Regions from separate parts of the Mus musculus genome. Here region 1 is linked to region 2. The links are chromatin loops, found by intact Hi-C in ENCODE. Cell type or tissue: heart. All regions are shown on one strand.

What was found. Hi-C counts contacts between places; a loop is a spot of excess contacts. Peaks named below come from ENCODE experiments on the same cell type or tissue, not always from the same donor. Only the 100,000 strongest peaks of a DNase experiment are listed, where the experiment ranks them.
Region 1: it touches region 2 in a loop (2.1-fold over the local background); 2 of 42 quality-filtered maps call a loop at or near these places.

The regions. Positions count from the first base shown.
Region 1 is chr9:22,385,240-22,393,239 of GRCm38, forward strand. It overlaps Anln (anillin, actin binding protein), which reads right to left and starts at 3,967. Exons shown (of 24, transcript NM_028390.3): 1 at 3,731-3,967. The coding sequence starts at 3,748. It also overlaps a transcript of 9530077C05Rik not described here. In heart, a CTCF peak has its summit at 4,078; DNase peaks (open chromatin) are centred at 3,512 and 4,052; H3K4me3 peaks cover 3,630 bases; H3K27ac peaks cover 3,790 bases.
Region 2 is chr9:22,464,349-22,472,348 of GRCm38, forward strand. Rp9 (retinitis pigmentosa 9 (human)) reads right to left here and starts at 4,008. Exons shown (of 6, transcript NM_018739.2): 1 at 3,726-4,008. The coding sequence starts at 3,853. In heart, no CTCF peak of the experiment used is centred here; DNase peaks (open chromatin) are centred at 3,463 and 3,923; H3K4me3 peaks cover 1,832 bases; H3K27ac peaks cover 1,566 bases.

The DNA.
Region 1 (8,000 bases), 79 kb before region 2:
GGAGGGAGGGAGGGAGGGAGGGAGGGAGGGAGGAAGGGAGGGAAAGCTCATGAGTGGGAGACAACATGGGACACAAAGCTAGCCTGGTCTCCAGAACAAGACTCTGCTTACAACAACACAAAACGTGAACTGTTGCAGGATATTTGGTCACACTGTAAACCCTGAGATTGTGTTATTTACTGGGGGGGGGGGGGGGACTGTTTCTAGTTGTAGTGTACCTCAGCTCTAGCATGTACCTTTAATCCAAGAGCTTTCTGCTTGAAGACTGTAAACAGGATTAAATAAAGTCAACCATAGGTCAAGAGTCAGACTGGGATAAGCAACTAGTTGACAGGGGGCAAACAGAGGAAAAAACATAGAAAGAAAGAGGGAGGCAGAAGAGCTGATGGAGAAGTTCACAGGAAGTAGAAGGGGGCACTAAGTTTGAGGGCTTTGACACTGTGTGAGTGAAGAACTTCCTCTAGGATGCTGGCTATGGAGGAAGGTCATCTGGGTGCCTTCTCTGCCTCTCTGAGCTAGCAGGCTTTCACCCCAGCATCTGGCTCCTGAGCGGTAAAATCAAACAGTTGAGATTTTGTTAAAAACAACAATGAACTAAATTTGGGTTGAGGCACAGCCCTCTGCACTTAGAATTCTCTTCTACTTTAAGGTTCCTTGAAAGAAATGACAACCAAAAGGCTGTGCAATTAAAATACTGTGTGTGCACAAGACCTTCATACCCTAAAACAGTCTCCTCCAACCAATCAAAAATGACCAGACTGCTATACAAATTCATAATGGTTTGCTATCTCTTTCACAATAAAATACATCACTTTGGGTGGAAAAAATGCCCTAATTATATCCATCAATGGGCACGGCCAACATTCCATTCTCCAGAGTCAAGCACTGAGTCAGTACAGCTTCCAATGGGTCACAACGGAAAAATGTGGTTTTGCCATTCAAATGCACACAGTGCTCTACTGTTTGCAATGGATTGGAAACCCACAGGTGTAAAAAGAAAATAAACATTTAAACAGTCTAAATAATAAAATCAGGCTAATAAGTGCCAATGAGGTTTTTTCTTTTAATTGAAGAAATAATGTCTAAATTGCGTAAAGGTATGTGCTCAGTATTTTAAGTACACTTTCCTTATTGTATCATACAGTTGATTTGGAACATACCCATTCTGGAAGGAAGCACATTTAACACAAAGTGCACAGAGGGGAGTCCTGTGAAAGCGACTCTCAGTGAAGGTCTGGAGGGCGCGCTGCAAACTGGTGGTTAAGTGTGCATTTATAAAGCAGAAAAGGCAGGCAAAGTGAGGGAGGGCATGCTGGACACCAGGGTGGCAGGGAGGCGAGGCCTAAGCACAGAGTGCTTACCGGGACTGTAGCATTTGAAACAGGAATCATTAAGAGAATAGAGTCTTAATGTCCTGGCATTGATAGAACACGATAATTTCTTTTCTGTTTTATGGTGGCATTATATCATGCTAAAAAATCACCCTGAGAGGACTTTAAAAAATTATCTCAAGTAATTTTTCTGTGTTGCATGGTTTTGAGTAAGAACCTTGCTGAGAAAGTTATTTTATACTGACATTCAGTCCCTTTTAGCAAACAAACACACACAAAACTGTGTTAGAAACTCATTTCACAGTACAAAAATGTTCTGAATGTTATCACTGAGCACCTAGTCTTGGAACTCACTCTGTGTTCTCATTACCAATTAAGGAAAAGATTTCAAAGCTGTTATTCTAACTGCAACTGACCTAGCTTTTATAATATAAACTACACATTAAGGCATGCACATTTTCAAACACATTCTAAAAGAACCCAAACAAGAAGATTTTTTGGTCTGAGTTTTGAACTACTTTCAAAAGGATATTTTTAAGTTAAAGGACAAATTTCAACCAACTTTCCAAAGAGTTTTGTTCCTGTATATAGCACTATTTTAAGTAATTTTATTCTTTTAGTCACAAAATATCATTTTTAAAGTCAATACTATCTAGAATTGTGGTAACTTTACTGCATGCAAGTTTTAAGAATGCTTTCAATAAAAAATTCAAACTCATAAGTCAATGTGCAAACACACACACATATAAACCTTGTCTTGGAAAATGATTATATATATTAGTTGCATTTGGAATAACAGGCTGGCTTGAACTCAAGAGATCCTCAGGCCTCTGCCCGCTGAGCGCTAGGATCAAAGGTATGCGCCACAAAGCCTGGCTCATATAAATAAAAATTTAAAGATTCAATGTAAGTGACAAATATTTGGTGAATAATTGTCCCTATTCGCTATAGCTGCTACAAAATATGTCGTGGCTGCTTCTATTATTATTAAAATGAATTTTTTTCAAATTCATTTATTTGTCTGTATAGGGATACCATACACAAGTATGTCTGGGTACCACATATGTATCTGGGGTCCCTGGAGGCCAGAAGAAGACATTAGCTTCCCCGAGACTGGAGTTACAGGCTTTTATGAGACTCAAATGGGTGCTGGGAATTGAACCTAGGTTCTCTGGAAGAGAAGCCAGTGCTCTTGGCAGCTGAGCCATCTCTCCAGTCCTCTATTAGAAATTCTAACGTTATCAAAATGTTGTTTTCCTCAAGATAACTGAGAACTTCAAACGGAGCACAGGGTGTGTGGGGCAGCATAACTGTCAAGTTGAAATCTTTAATTGTTGAAATCCTTAACTAGTATCTTGGGCTTAGCTTATGGAATTGTTAACTACACTACCCAAAATAAATTATTACTATCCTCTACGACATTTTTCAATGTAGTACAGAAACACTGTATGCCCACTTTACAAAACTCACAAGTCTTGAAATTTAAAGAACAGCTTGAAGCAAAAGAAAAAGAGGAACTGTCCTGCAATAAAAGAATGGGCCAACAGCAACACGCAATCCTGAATGTCGGTGTACAGCTGCAACGTGAAGCTAAAACTAGGCATAAATAATAAGATTAACAACGGAATCTAGACCTTATTTCCAAGGAAGAGATGAGGAAAGCATTGTTGAAATGATACGCTACATAAACACTGAGGTGTACCAACCCTACAGCATACACTTATAATTTTGTTTTGTACACGCTGAGGTAACTATAAGCCCTGTTTCCTTTCAACCAGTATCAACCCTGTGCATGAGACTTTCTTTCTAAAGTTAGTAGAGCCGTGACTTATGAAGGACGCCAGGCTAAAGCACCTGCTCATTTAGACTTCGGTGGTTTCATCACAGGATTCTTAAGCGCTCAAGCTCCTCTGGGCCTGTGAAGTCCTTTATCACTTCCATCAGATTCCAAGCACACAGTACGAGTCACTGGGCCGACTCCACCCTGCCAACTATTCCAGCTTTAGGGCAGGGCTTGTCCCACTAGGCCCCTGAGCGGCACTCTCCCGGGTCACAGCAAGACGGATGAAGGATGGAGGGAAGCGTGCTTTAAGTCCCGGGAGCCGGGGGGGCAGGCTCAAGCCAGAGCGCCCAGGCGCTCACACCCCGAGCCAGCACTTGGGGGAGTGGAGGAAGGCTAAACGACTACAGAGCTCGGGGTTTGCATGGGGTTTTTGAGGCCCTGCCTTCCCCAGAGCCAGGGACGGAGCAGCGAAGCCGGGGCGGCTGCGACCCCGCGGCTTCCGTCCGGCTGCACGCTCGCTGTGCGCACGCGCCACGCTGGCCGCAGGCTGACAGCGCGGGCGGGGGTCCCGGAGTCGGCAGGGGTCATGGTTCACAGCGCCCGCAGAGTCTCTCACCTCGGTAAACGGGTCCATCGCCCCAGGCCTCACCAGTGGACGGCTAGACGGTGGGTCCGACGGTTCAAACTCAGGAAGAGGAAAGAAGTGAGTGCAGGCTCGGCGCAGCTCCTGGAGGAGGACTGCAGTCGAGGCGGCGGGCGCTCTCACACCCAGTCGGCTCTGCCCTCCGCACCCACGGAGTCGGTAGGCTACCACGGCCGTTCAAAATTTGAATTTCAGCGCCCCGGACGACACGCATGCGCGCGGGGTGGGCGGGGCCGGGCGGGCCGCTTGCCCCCGCCCCTGAGCTAGGTCACGTGATGCGGCCAAGTTGGGACTGGTCCGGAGCTGCGAGCACTGCTCTCTCTCCTCCGCTTGGGTGGAGACGGTTCTGCCGTTGAACTGCCTAGGGAGAGGGCCCTGCCATCCCGCACGCACCCACGCACGCCGTAGCGGGTCCCTTCCTGACTCTGTCAGCTCCCGCCGCCCTGCCTTCTTCCTCCGTGGGCCTTACGAACCCGGTCCGGCCCTCTGGCCTTTGGGCCTGATCCTGCCACCAGAAGTGGGACTAGACAGCCAGCTTGACCTCCTGAGAGACCACTCTGGCGGGTCCCCACACTCTCAGCCAGTGACTAGTTCTTTGTTTGGTGGGGAAAAGAGATGACAGTAACAGACCCTTCGGTTTTAAATCCCAGTCAACTACCCAAAGCCAGCAGTGAGAACACTTTGAGAGAAGGGACAATCGGAAAGTCCATATTTAATAAAAGTTCCCGTTTAACAGGCAGAAAGCAGGACAAACTATTGCACGAGTAACTTTTAATCTGACTTTCCTTTTCCTCTTCCTGGGAGGGTCTTTTGGAGACCCTCACAGTGTCTTACCATTTGACATTCTGCTAGGCTTTCCAAGAATGTGTCTAAAAAGATGGGTTGCCAAACCTCTGGTAGTAGAACTGTTTGCCTTTATACGTCAAAAGGTCGACAAAGCACCAAAATCTCTGTGCCTAGGTTGGTGCTGTGAGAGCTAAAGTCCTTACGAGATTGTGTAAAACAGATGTATGGTAGCAAGGTTTATGGTTGAGTCTCTGTGTCCTAAATGAGTCCATAACAGGATCAACTGTGCTTATTGAACAGAAAAACTGAAAGTGTTGAAGGGTCAAGTCCAGAATCAAAGCTAAATAAAAATAGGAAGCTTGGGGCCAGCGACAGAGCACATGCTAGCTATGAGGGCGCTTGCTACCAAGTCTTGGGACCTGAATTCTAGACCCAGAACCAGTTCCAGCAAATTGTCCTCTGACCTGCACACACACACACAGGAAATAAATTAATGATGTTTTTCTAAGTAATAAAGAATTTAAAAATGTATAGATTGTAATAAACTGAATTTGGGGCATGGAATAAGAACTTCTTTAAGAGCAACTTCTAAGAATTCAGATCCTTGGGACCACAGTATAACAAGAATAATAAATTTCCTTGGTGCCTTGGAGCTGTGAAATGATAGAAAATGGAAGGAGCTTTGTTTAAGTGTGTGGTGTGTGGGGTTGTTAGAATTTGCTACCTATAAACCAAAGGGAACGGATGCCTGAATTTTTTTTCAAGCACTGAACAGGAAAAGGGGTGTGGGTACTTGGGGTGTGGCTGTGTAGGTCAGTCTTGGGAATGAGTCATTGGAAATTTATGTAGCCGTTGTGCCTTCGGGCTGTTGCCTCTGTAATCCTTGGTTTCATTGTAAACAATTTGATTCTAGCTAGCATGGATAAAGCAGTATTGCTACTCTAAACTTGTAGGTTTTTTTTCCTACTACCACGCCCTGTAGCGTTGACCTTTCATTAATGTCTTGATCATAGTGGTAATAAGGATAGCAGCACCCACCAGTACAATAGCTCCCATGTATGAAGCTGGTCTATCCCAGAAGCCATGCTACAGATTCAAGAGCACACCCCTAGACCACTGCAGTTGTCTCCTAACATTTCTGTGTGAGTCTCTGACCCATAGCAGTTCTTTCTTAAGCTTATAAGCTGGAATAACTTTTCTCATTTAAAAAAAAAAAATCAGGCTGGTGAGATGGCTCAGTGGGTAAGAGCACCCGACTACTCTTCCAAAGGTTCAAAGTTCAAATCCCAGCAACCACATGGTGGCTCACAACCACCCATAATGAGATCTGATGCCCTCTCTGGTGCGCCTGAAGATAGCTACAGTGTACTTACATATAATAAATAAATAAATAGATAGATAGATAGATAGATAGATAGATAGATAGATAGATAAATCTTTTTAAAAAATCATTGCTGGATATGGTGGTAATGCATACAATCCCAGATTATCATCATCTAACCAAGGGGCTTGAGACATGGCTCAGCAATCAAGAGCATTGGTTGCTCTTCCAGAGGAACTAGGTTTAATTCCCAGCACCCACGTGGTGGCTCACAACCACCTGTAACTCCAGCCCTAGCTGTCCAGTTTCCCCTTCAGCCTATGTGGATTCTAGGTACACACATGATACACAGACATACATGTAGACAGAACATCCATATACATAAAAATATTCTTTTAAAGACAAGGATCTCAAGGTGAGATAGGGCCCTAGAAAAATGAGTATTTCATCTTCAGAGGATCTATTCTTTTAAACAAATAATTATGTTTCTTGTAGATAAAATTAACCTCAAAAATGTGGTAACATTAACTTTATCAAGGACACTCCAAAATATATATTTCAAGTTAAAGTTTTCAAAAATCACATACATTCTCACAATTGACAAAGTAATACAATAACATAAATATTTATATTTTTACAGAAAGAGAAAAGGCCAAGACCTGACCAGAAAGCAGTGGCAAAAAGGATCAGACAAAGGTTCTCCACGTCAGGTTATCTGGCTAATGGGCGTCTCCTTTTATGCATGTATTGTAATGAAGAATAAGAACCAACAAAAATTAAGTGGGGTGTGGGGGCACCTGACTGAGTCAGGATGATTTCAGCTCAAGGCTAGCCTTGGCTACATAGTAGGTTCCAAGCCAGCTTGGGCTACCTAGTAAGACCTTTCAAAAACAGGTCATTTTGCTTTCGAGTATACAGATGGGTGTGGTGGTGCATACTTGTAATGCCAGCTACTTCAGGTTGATTAAGTGAGAGGATCACAAATTTGAAGGCAACCTGGGCCATTCAGTGAGATTCTGTCTTAAAATAATTTTAAAATGCACTTGCGAGTGGCTCGGTGCTGGAGTGCTTGTATGGCATGTAGGAGAGGCTCTGTGAGCAACCTCTAGGAATAGAGATGCAAGGGAGGAGTATCAATGTGTTACAGACACCGTGTCCTCAGTATGTCCCAGAATAGCCTCAAACTTCCTATGCAGTGGAAGATGACCTTGAAGTCCTGATCTTCTTGCTTCTACCTCCCAAGGGCTGAGATTACAGGTGTGCACCGCTGTCAACGTGTGTAGGGATCCCAAGGGTAGAGCCACATTAACAGGACACGGGGGTGGGGGGTGGGGTACACAGCCAATGCACAGTTTATTCAAAGTTTCAGCTTCTTCCTTCTTCTTCTTCTCTTCTTCTTCTCCTTCCTTCCTTTCTTCTTCTTCTTCTTCTTCTTTTCTTCCTTCTTCTTCTTTTCTTCCTTCTTCTTCCTTCTTCTTCCTTCTTCTTCCTTCTTCTTCCTTCTTCTTCCTTCTTCTTCCTTCTTCTTCCTTCTTCTTCTTTTCTTCCTTCTTCTTCCTTCTTCCTTCTTCTTCCTTCTTCTTCCTTCTTCTTCCTTCTTCTTCCTTCGTCTTCCTTCTTCTTCCTTCTTCTTTTCTTCCTTCTTCTTCCTTCTTCCTTCTTCTTCCTTCTTCTTCCTTCTTCTTCCTTCTTCTTCCTTCTTCTTCCTTCTTCTTCCTTAGTCTTCCTTCTTCTTCCTTCTTCTTCCTTCTTCTTCCTTCTTCCTTCTTCTTCTTCTTCCTTCTTCCTTCTTCTTCCTCTTCCTCCTCTTCCTCCTCCTCCTCCTCCTCCTTCTTCTTCTTTGTGTGTGTGTTTGGAAACAGGGTTTCTCTGTGTAGCCCTAGCTGTCCTGGAACTCACTTTGTAGACCAGGCTGGCCTTGAACTCAGAAATCCGCCTGCCTCTGCCTCCCAAGTGCTGGGATTAAAGGCGTGCGCCATCATGCCCGTCGTTCAGCTTCTTTTAAAGGCAAAGCAGGATAAAGATTTCCCATAGTTTCTAGTTCTCACCAGCTATGGTTTCTCTAGCAATAGTTTATCTTGGTTCCCAAACCTCCTTGCAGACTGAAAAAAATCTGCCTGCAATCCAACCCTGAGA
Region 2 (8,000 bases):
ACACTTTAAAACCCACTTTACATGTGATGTCCTTTTCAGGTCAGGTCACCGCGGACACTGCTTTGTCTATGCTGCTCAGTATGATAACTACAGTCACCTTGCCTTTGGTGACTTAGTGCTGCTACTTGGCCTCTGCTACTCATGGCCCAATTAAGCCAATCACAATGAATCCATCTAATCGAACAGCAGCATAGCCACTCTGAGGTCTGGCACAAGGAAAAGGGTGACAACAAATGCCTTTACATGTGCTGGTGCCCCTCACCATTTTGTCTCATGACATTAGTGAAGGGTGTGTCAGAATTCTGGCCTTCCTATTGTGGAGGACTAGTTTTTACACAGTATATGCATTAAGCCAAGGGACATCAGATGCTCCAACTCTATCTCAGTAGGCCATCTTTTGACAAACGCTTCTTTAGCCAACCGATCAAACTTTTAACATCTTTTTTTTTTTTAAGATTTATTTATTATTATAGCTAAGTACACTGTAGCTGTCTTCAGATGCACCAGAAGAGGGCATCCGATCTCATTATGGATGGTTGTGAGCCACCATGTGGTTGCTGGGATTTGAACTCAGGACCTTCGGAAGAGCAGTCGGTGCTCTTAACCACTGAGCCATCTCTCTCCAGCCCTTAACACCTTTTTAAAAACTGTGTAATCTTCCATATCAAACCTAGATTCGCCACTTAGTGAGCCTGTATCAATAAACTTACTCAGATGCAGTTTTATGTTCTTTCCAACATTATCCCATCCCCTTACAATCCATCCCCACACATAATCCCCAAACTCCTGCTTGAATGGATCAGCAAACTCATTAGGTTCTTCAGTGGCACAGCACACCTCCTCATGGCAGGAGCCTGCCTTAGATCTGGATGTAGGTCAGTGGGTCCTGAAGGACAGCAGTATCAGCCTGGCGACTCTCAAGGGAAGTCACTGCTGTCTGGCAGACGATGAAGGGTTGGTTCCTTTACACAAATGCAGACAGAACAATGCTACATGGGTTAGGTATGAATACATTCTCTGCTAAGAGTGGAGAGACTACTCCGCTAACAGTGAGATAAACACTTGAGAATCTGAGGTTCCAAAGTCTTCAGCCTCAGTAGAGAACTGCTTCATCTCTAGGCCAAGTACAGGACCCAGTCCTTACCAGTCAGTGTCCTAACTATTATGGCTGACCCTGTCAGAGGAGAGAACTTGAATCTGTACTGCAATTCAGCCAAGTGTATAATGGGGTCTTTGGCTTGATCTTCCTCAGCTTAAGCTCTGTGGCTACTCCAGGGCACACTTAGAAACCATTAGACTATCTATGCCCATCTGGAGCCAGTCAATTATATCAGAGTTGATATTTTTCCTTTGTCGCTGTATCCAGAAATGCTAGAAGCAACCAGACAGCATTGTTAATCTCCTTTTTTCCCCACCAATTGTTGGGAGTTTTACGTACAGTGTAACCCCTGCCCGAGCCTGAGCACTAAATCCCTTGTTCCTCACGGTGGGTGGATCAGATCATCAAATGCATGCTTCTCAATAGCTCACTCTGGGCTTTCAGTGCTCTCTATGCTTCCAGGAGAGGCGTCAGCAAACTGCAAAGGCTATTCTGAGAAGCTGCTAGCAGTTCCCTCTACAAGGCTGGATGTCTGAGCTCATCTGTGGTATATGCTGGAATTCCGAAGAAGCAGGTTTTAATACTGGTGATGGTTTAATCATGAAAAACAAAGGCTTCCAGTATATTCCCATTATCATTGCTGGGTTGTAAGCATTAAGTTAGTATTACTTTCAAGTAGTACTGTGCTAGAATATTTTATTACATTACATTTTTATATACTTATTTATTTAGTGTGCACGTAAGTGTGAGCGCACATATGTGCCAAGGCACATGTGTAAAGGTTAGAAGTCAGGAGTCTGTTCCTGCCTTCTACTCTGTGGGTCCTGGGCATTGAACCCTGGTTATCAGGCTTGGCAGCAGGGCTTTGCCATCTTGCTGGCCCAGAATATCTGATTTTAAAAATGCCGCTAATGTTGCTGCCTTACGTTTCATACAGAACTGTCCCGTGGTGCTGGAGAGATGTCTCAGTGGTTAAGAGTACTTGTTGCTCTGGCAGAGGGCCCAAGTTTGGGTCCCAGCACCCACATGGCTGCTCACAACTACAAGTCCAGTCCCAAGGGGTTCAATGAAGTCTTCTGGCTTCATCGGGCACCAGGCATGCAGGAGATGCAAGTACATACGTGCAGGCAAGATATTCATAATAAATAGATCTTTTAAAAAATGTTCAATTAGGGGCTGGAGAGATGGCTCAGAGGATAAGAGCACTGACTGCTCTTCCAGAGGTCCTGAGTTCAAATCCCAGCAACCACATGGTGGCTCACAACCATCCATAATGAAATCTGATGTCCTCTTCTGGTCTGTCTAAAGACAGCTACAGTGTACTCATGTACTTAAATAAATCTTTTTAAAAAATGTTCAATTTTTTTTTTTTTGGTTAGGATCAAATTTGCAACAATTTCTGAAATGGCCCTAAACATACTCCTACTATTATCGTATATTCTATGTACTTATGCATAGTGACAGTGGTGTGAAAGCTTCAACAATTATAAAATCAAAATATAAAATCATTCTGAAAAATGTTGAAGATGTTCTACATCCTTCATCATTCAAATATGCAGCCAAGATTAAATTGTGTAAAAATAAACAAGTAATCTATCTCATTAGTATTCAATTTTGCTTTTGTTTTTAATCAATGGTAAAACTGCATATATAAGAACTGCTTTAAACACATTTCCTTATGTCTTATTATCAGTAAGTGTTTGACTTGTATCCCCTATTTTACATACCCATACTCATGCAGTAGTGTGAAAATTTCCTAGGTGAAGGAGGTCACATGTAGAGAAATTTAATTTAAGAGGGCGCTCTAGTCTAAGGTGGGAGGCTCATGAGCCCTTCCTTGTCTTAGACACGAACAGGATGCCTGGGGTTGTGGGCATATAAGAGGGAAAACTCCATACTGAAACACCATCACTGAAAGAAGAAAATAACACACAAACAATGTGCCAGTGATGTGTCAAGCATAGATAAAATGATCAAAGGTGGCGGGCAGGTGAGGTAATATGCAGGCGCGCGCGCGCGCACACACACACACACACACACCACACACACACACACACACACACACACACACACGGAGACTTGTTTGCATAAGATACACACAGGGAAACTTGTCTTCAAACACACACACGAAATGTCTGCATAACAAACATCTTCTACAGTCTCCTACAATGTCCTGTCCTCACCACGCTCAGCGTCCCCAAACCTCTCCTCCCCGGTTCTGACTTTTACCTCGGTTTAGTTTGTGGACGGGAGGCCCGCCACCTTCCCTCACCTACATGCGACTCTACACTACAGTCGTCGCAGGTCATCGGGCTCCACCCTCAGGCCCGGCTGCGGGTCCGCTGCCTTCCCGCGCGTCTCCCGCAGTTTCCACCCTGAGCTTCCCGCCGATGCCGTCCGTGGTAGTGGACAGAGGCTGGCGTCCTTCGACCCCCAGGGGCTCCGAGCTCGGCTTCCGGACGCGTCAACTGCCATTGCCACGGTCGCCGTGGCGGGGACAGTGGCCGGCCTCCCTCCTCGCGTCCTTCCGCCGCCCTCGAGCAGAGGGAGCCGGGGGCTCGCCAGGCCGCGACGCCCACCCGTCGGCGGCGGCCCGCACCGCCCGCACCCGGCCCAGCCGACTCACAAGGACTCCAGGTGCTTGAGCTGCTGCAGCTGCTGCGCGTCGTGCCGCCGCCGTTTCTGCTCCCGCCGCCGCTGCAGCTCGTGCTCCGGCGGCTCCCGCGGCCGCCGAGACCCGGCCCCGGACGACATCGCGACCCGAGGCGGGCTTAGAAGGTGGAAAGTCGCCTCTTCCTCCCCGCAGCGCAACCCCACCAACGTCCCACCGGCCCGTGCCGCAGAACGCCGACAGGGAACGTGCAGCCAGGCCCCCGCGGCCCTGAGGCCTGCGGGAACCTTAGCTGAGAGGGGCGGGGCGGGCCGGGGCGGGGCGAAGGCGGGCGGGGCCCGAGGGCTTCCGGGTGCTCCAAGTCGCCTGCAGGCCACACCCACTTCTGCGACTCGTTGCTTTCTATTTTTTTTTTTTTTTTATATTATGAAGGTTTTAAGTATTTGTGGGTGGGCAAGGTGTCAAAGGTCTTTAATATCAGCACGCAGGAGGCAGAAACACTGACCTGTGAGTACGAGGTCAAGCTAGTAAAGTCAGAGACCTGGGGAGATCCTGTTACAAAGGAAAAAGAGAAAAGATTTTATTTCTACGTATATATTTGGGGTGGTGGTGCAGGGGTGGAGTTCGGTAGTTGCCCAGAATTCAGAAGAGGACGATGGCTCTCTAGAATTGGAACTGTGGGCTATATGAGCCACCCTATGCTGGGAACCGAACTCTGGTTCTCTGCAAAAGCAGTATGGCCTTCTAAACTAAAAGCCTTTTGGCTGCTACTTGTTACCTATGGATTCATCCATTCTGGGAAGAAAACAACGTTCTCTATAAAATCTTCAGTTTCCCAGACTATGCGAATTCGTAGTAAAAACACAGACCAATATATTCATAATATTTTATACCAAGATTTTTGGTGATGCAAATAAAAAATAAAAGCAGACACACAGTATCCTGCAGAGGAGCATCCTTTTTTAAAACTTGCTCTTCCTCCTTTGCTCCTATAAGCGGTGTCTCAGGCCGGAAGCTCCACTCGGAGCGTTCCAAGTTAGGTCTCTACACTTATCCAAAGGTAGCAAAGAGGAACGACCGAGAAAAAGAAAGAAAGGTATTAGGCTGGCATTTTGGTACTCAGCAGAGGCAGGCAGTTCTCTATGAGTTCAATCTGGTCTGTGCTGCTAAATCTTTTTTGTTTGCTTGTTTTATTTATTTATTATTATTATTATTATTATTATTATTATTATTATTATTATTATTATTTTGGTTTTTCGAGTCAGGGTGTAGCCCTGGTTGTCCTGGAACTCACTCTGTAGACCCGGCTGGCTTCGAACTCAGAAATCCGCCTGCCTCTTCCTCCCAAGTGCCTGGATTAAAGGTGTGCACCACCTGCTGCTAATTCTACCAGCCATAAGCAGAGCCTGACTCCCAGTGCGGGAGGGGCAACAAAAGGATACTAATCACTGTGGCCCACACTGAGAAAATAGAGATGAGTTTCACAGCCTATTTCCAGATAACTGGCACGAGGTTTTAGGATGTAAGGAGGGGAAGATTTGAGGCAGGGATCAGCTACCAACAATTAAATATTGGTCAAACCATGTTATGATTGGTTATTTCAATCATTGTCTTGCAAGGTAGTCACATATACCTCATTACTTGAGGGGACAATCTGTTTCCCATGAAGGTGACTGCTCCACTGTGATGGGGTGGGAACTGGGGACAGCTTCCTGGATGATCTCATTCAGAATGATCTGTTTGTGATGCTCTCACCGTTCCTGGACTCTAAAGCTGATGGTTGGGAAGGGGCCTTTTCCCAGGTCTGGAATAGGCCTCTGTAAAATCTGACAGTAAAATACCGTAGTTACTTTTTGTGCCTTAAATATTGGAGAGGGAGCAGATAGACTAGATAAATTCAGGGTTAATCAATCTCATGTCTCCTGTTTTTAGGTAAAACAACCAACTGATTAGGGTCTGAGGCATGCTACGCTACCATTCAATAAGTATCCCAACTTAAATGAAAATAAAAGTAAAATAAAAATGTCTTGGGGTTGAGAGGTGGCTCAGCAGTTAAGAGGGCATGCCATTCTTGCACTGGGCCTGGGATTGGTTCCCATACATACAGCAGCTCACAACTGTGTGTTATTCCAGTTCTGGGAGATCCAGTGCACGCTCTTCTGGCCTCCATGGGCACTGCACACATGTGTATACATTTAGGGGAAATACTCATATACATAAAATAAAAATAATCCTTTGTAAAAGTGTCGAATGCTTAAAACTCACGAATTGAAAATTTATTCCTTAAATATAGATGGAACTGGGTCTGCAGCTCAGTGCTGGAGCTTAGAATGCACAGGCCCTGTGTTAAATCCTCAGCACCACAAAAATAATAAAAAGTATGTTATCTTGGTCAGGCATGGTGGCATATGCTGTTGACTATAGCACTAGGGAAGCAGAGACAAGATCATTGAAAGTTCAGGGCCAGCTTGGTCTTCATAGGGTAGCCAGGGCTACATATTGAGAACTGATCTCAAAAAACAAAAATAAAACCACAACAAACCATGAAATCAAGTGGTGGGCTAATATACTGAGGTTATGAGCAGATAAAGTGATTTGCCTTAGAACTACAAACTAGTGTTTTACTCTTAAACACTAAGCTGGGGGCTAGCACAATGAGTAAAAGCACTTGCTGCCATGACTGACCAAAATCTGATCCCCAGGGACCACAGACCAATATGGCGGAAGATAGAACTGACTGCCGCAAGTTGTCCTCTGATCTTTACTCTGTACATATGTACACACACTAAGTAAATTTGTGTTTTAAAAAACCATTAAGGGGGCTGGTGAGATGGCTCAGTGGTTAAGAGCACCAACTGCTCTTCTGAAGGTCCTGAGTTCAAATCCCAGCAACCACATGGTGGCTCACAACCATCCGTAACAAGATCTGACGCCCTCTTCTGGAGTGTCTGAAGACAGCTACAGTGTACTCACATATAATAAAATAAAATAAATAAATCTTTTTTAAAAACCCATTAAGGACTGGAAAAATGACTCAGTGTTTAAGAGCACCGACTGCTCTTATGAAGATCCTGAGTTCAAATCCCAGCAACCACAAGGTGTTTCACAACCATCTGTAATGATATCTGATGCCCTCTTCTGGTGTGTCTGAAGACAGCTACAGTGTACTTACATATAATAATAAATAAATCTTTAGGGAGGAGTGAACAGGGCCAGAACGAGTGGGGTTGACCAGAGTGAGCAGAGGTCCTGAATTCAAATTCCCAGCAACACATGATGGCTCACAACCATCACTACAGCTACAGCATACTCATATATACATAAAATAAATAAATAAGTAAATAAATACTTCTTTAAAAAAATCAGCCGGGCATGGTGGCGCACCCCTTTAATCCCAGCACTTGGGAGGCAGAGGCAGGCGGATTTCTGAGTTCGAGGCCAGCCTGGTCCACAATGTGAGTTCCAGGACAGCCAGGGCTATACATAGAAACCCTGTCTCTAAAAACAAAACAAACAAACAAAAATCATTAAAAAGAAAGCACTAATCTAGGAAGAACTGCTTTCTGGAAGTCGATCTAGCCACAGGCAGAACCTGCCTACGCCAGCCATGTCAAGTGCTTTGTGAGACACTCAAATTTAGTCAGCAAATGTAGTGTCTAGAAGATATTCTTACTAGTGGGAAAGTCGAAAACAAAAACAAAACTAGTGGGAAAGTCTTTATTGTTTGTATTTTATTTCATTTTTGTGTTTCCAGACAAGTTCCCATGTAGTCTAGGCTAGCCTGAACCCTTCACATAGCAGAGGATGGCCATGAACCTCTTCTCCTCCTGCTTCCACTCCCCACAGGATGGGATAGCAGATGTGCACCAACAGGAAGAGGCGAGAGCATTGGAAGTCAGCCCCCATTATGGGAATTTGGATAGGGGGTTGTACGGGTAAACTTCCTAAGTTTATGAGGTTATTCCTCATAAAGATGAGACCTATAGGAGAGGAAGAGGAACCAGAAACTCGTGGTCCTGGAAGCCACAAGTATTGGGGATTTCTTAGGTGATTAAGTAATAAGTAGGGTGTGTCTGACCCGTCTAGGTGTGTAGCTTGTGTTTATAGCAATTGAGTTTTGAGTTCATTGTGCGAGCAGTTTGTGGGTTGAGAATTTGCTAATTTAAATCTGACTGATAAATTACAAGCCTCTAGAGTTTTGATTTTACCTGGTTCCTGGGATTTGTGACAGCTAGATGGGCAGTCGCTACATGAGGCTAGCCGCCAGGGCCAGAGAGACCGCTGGGGCCA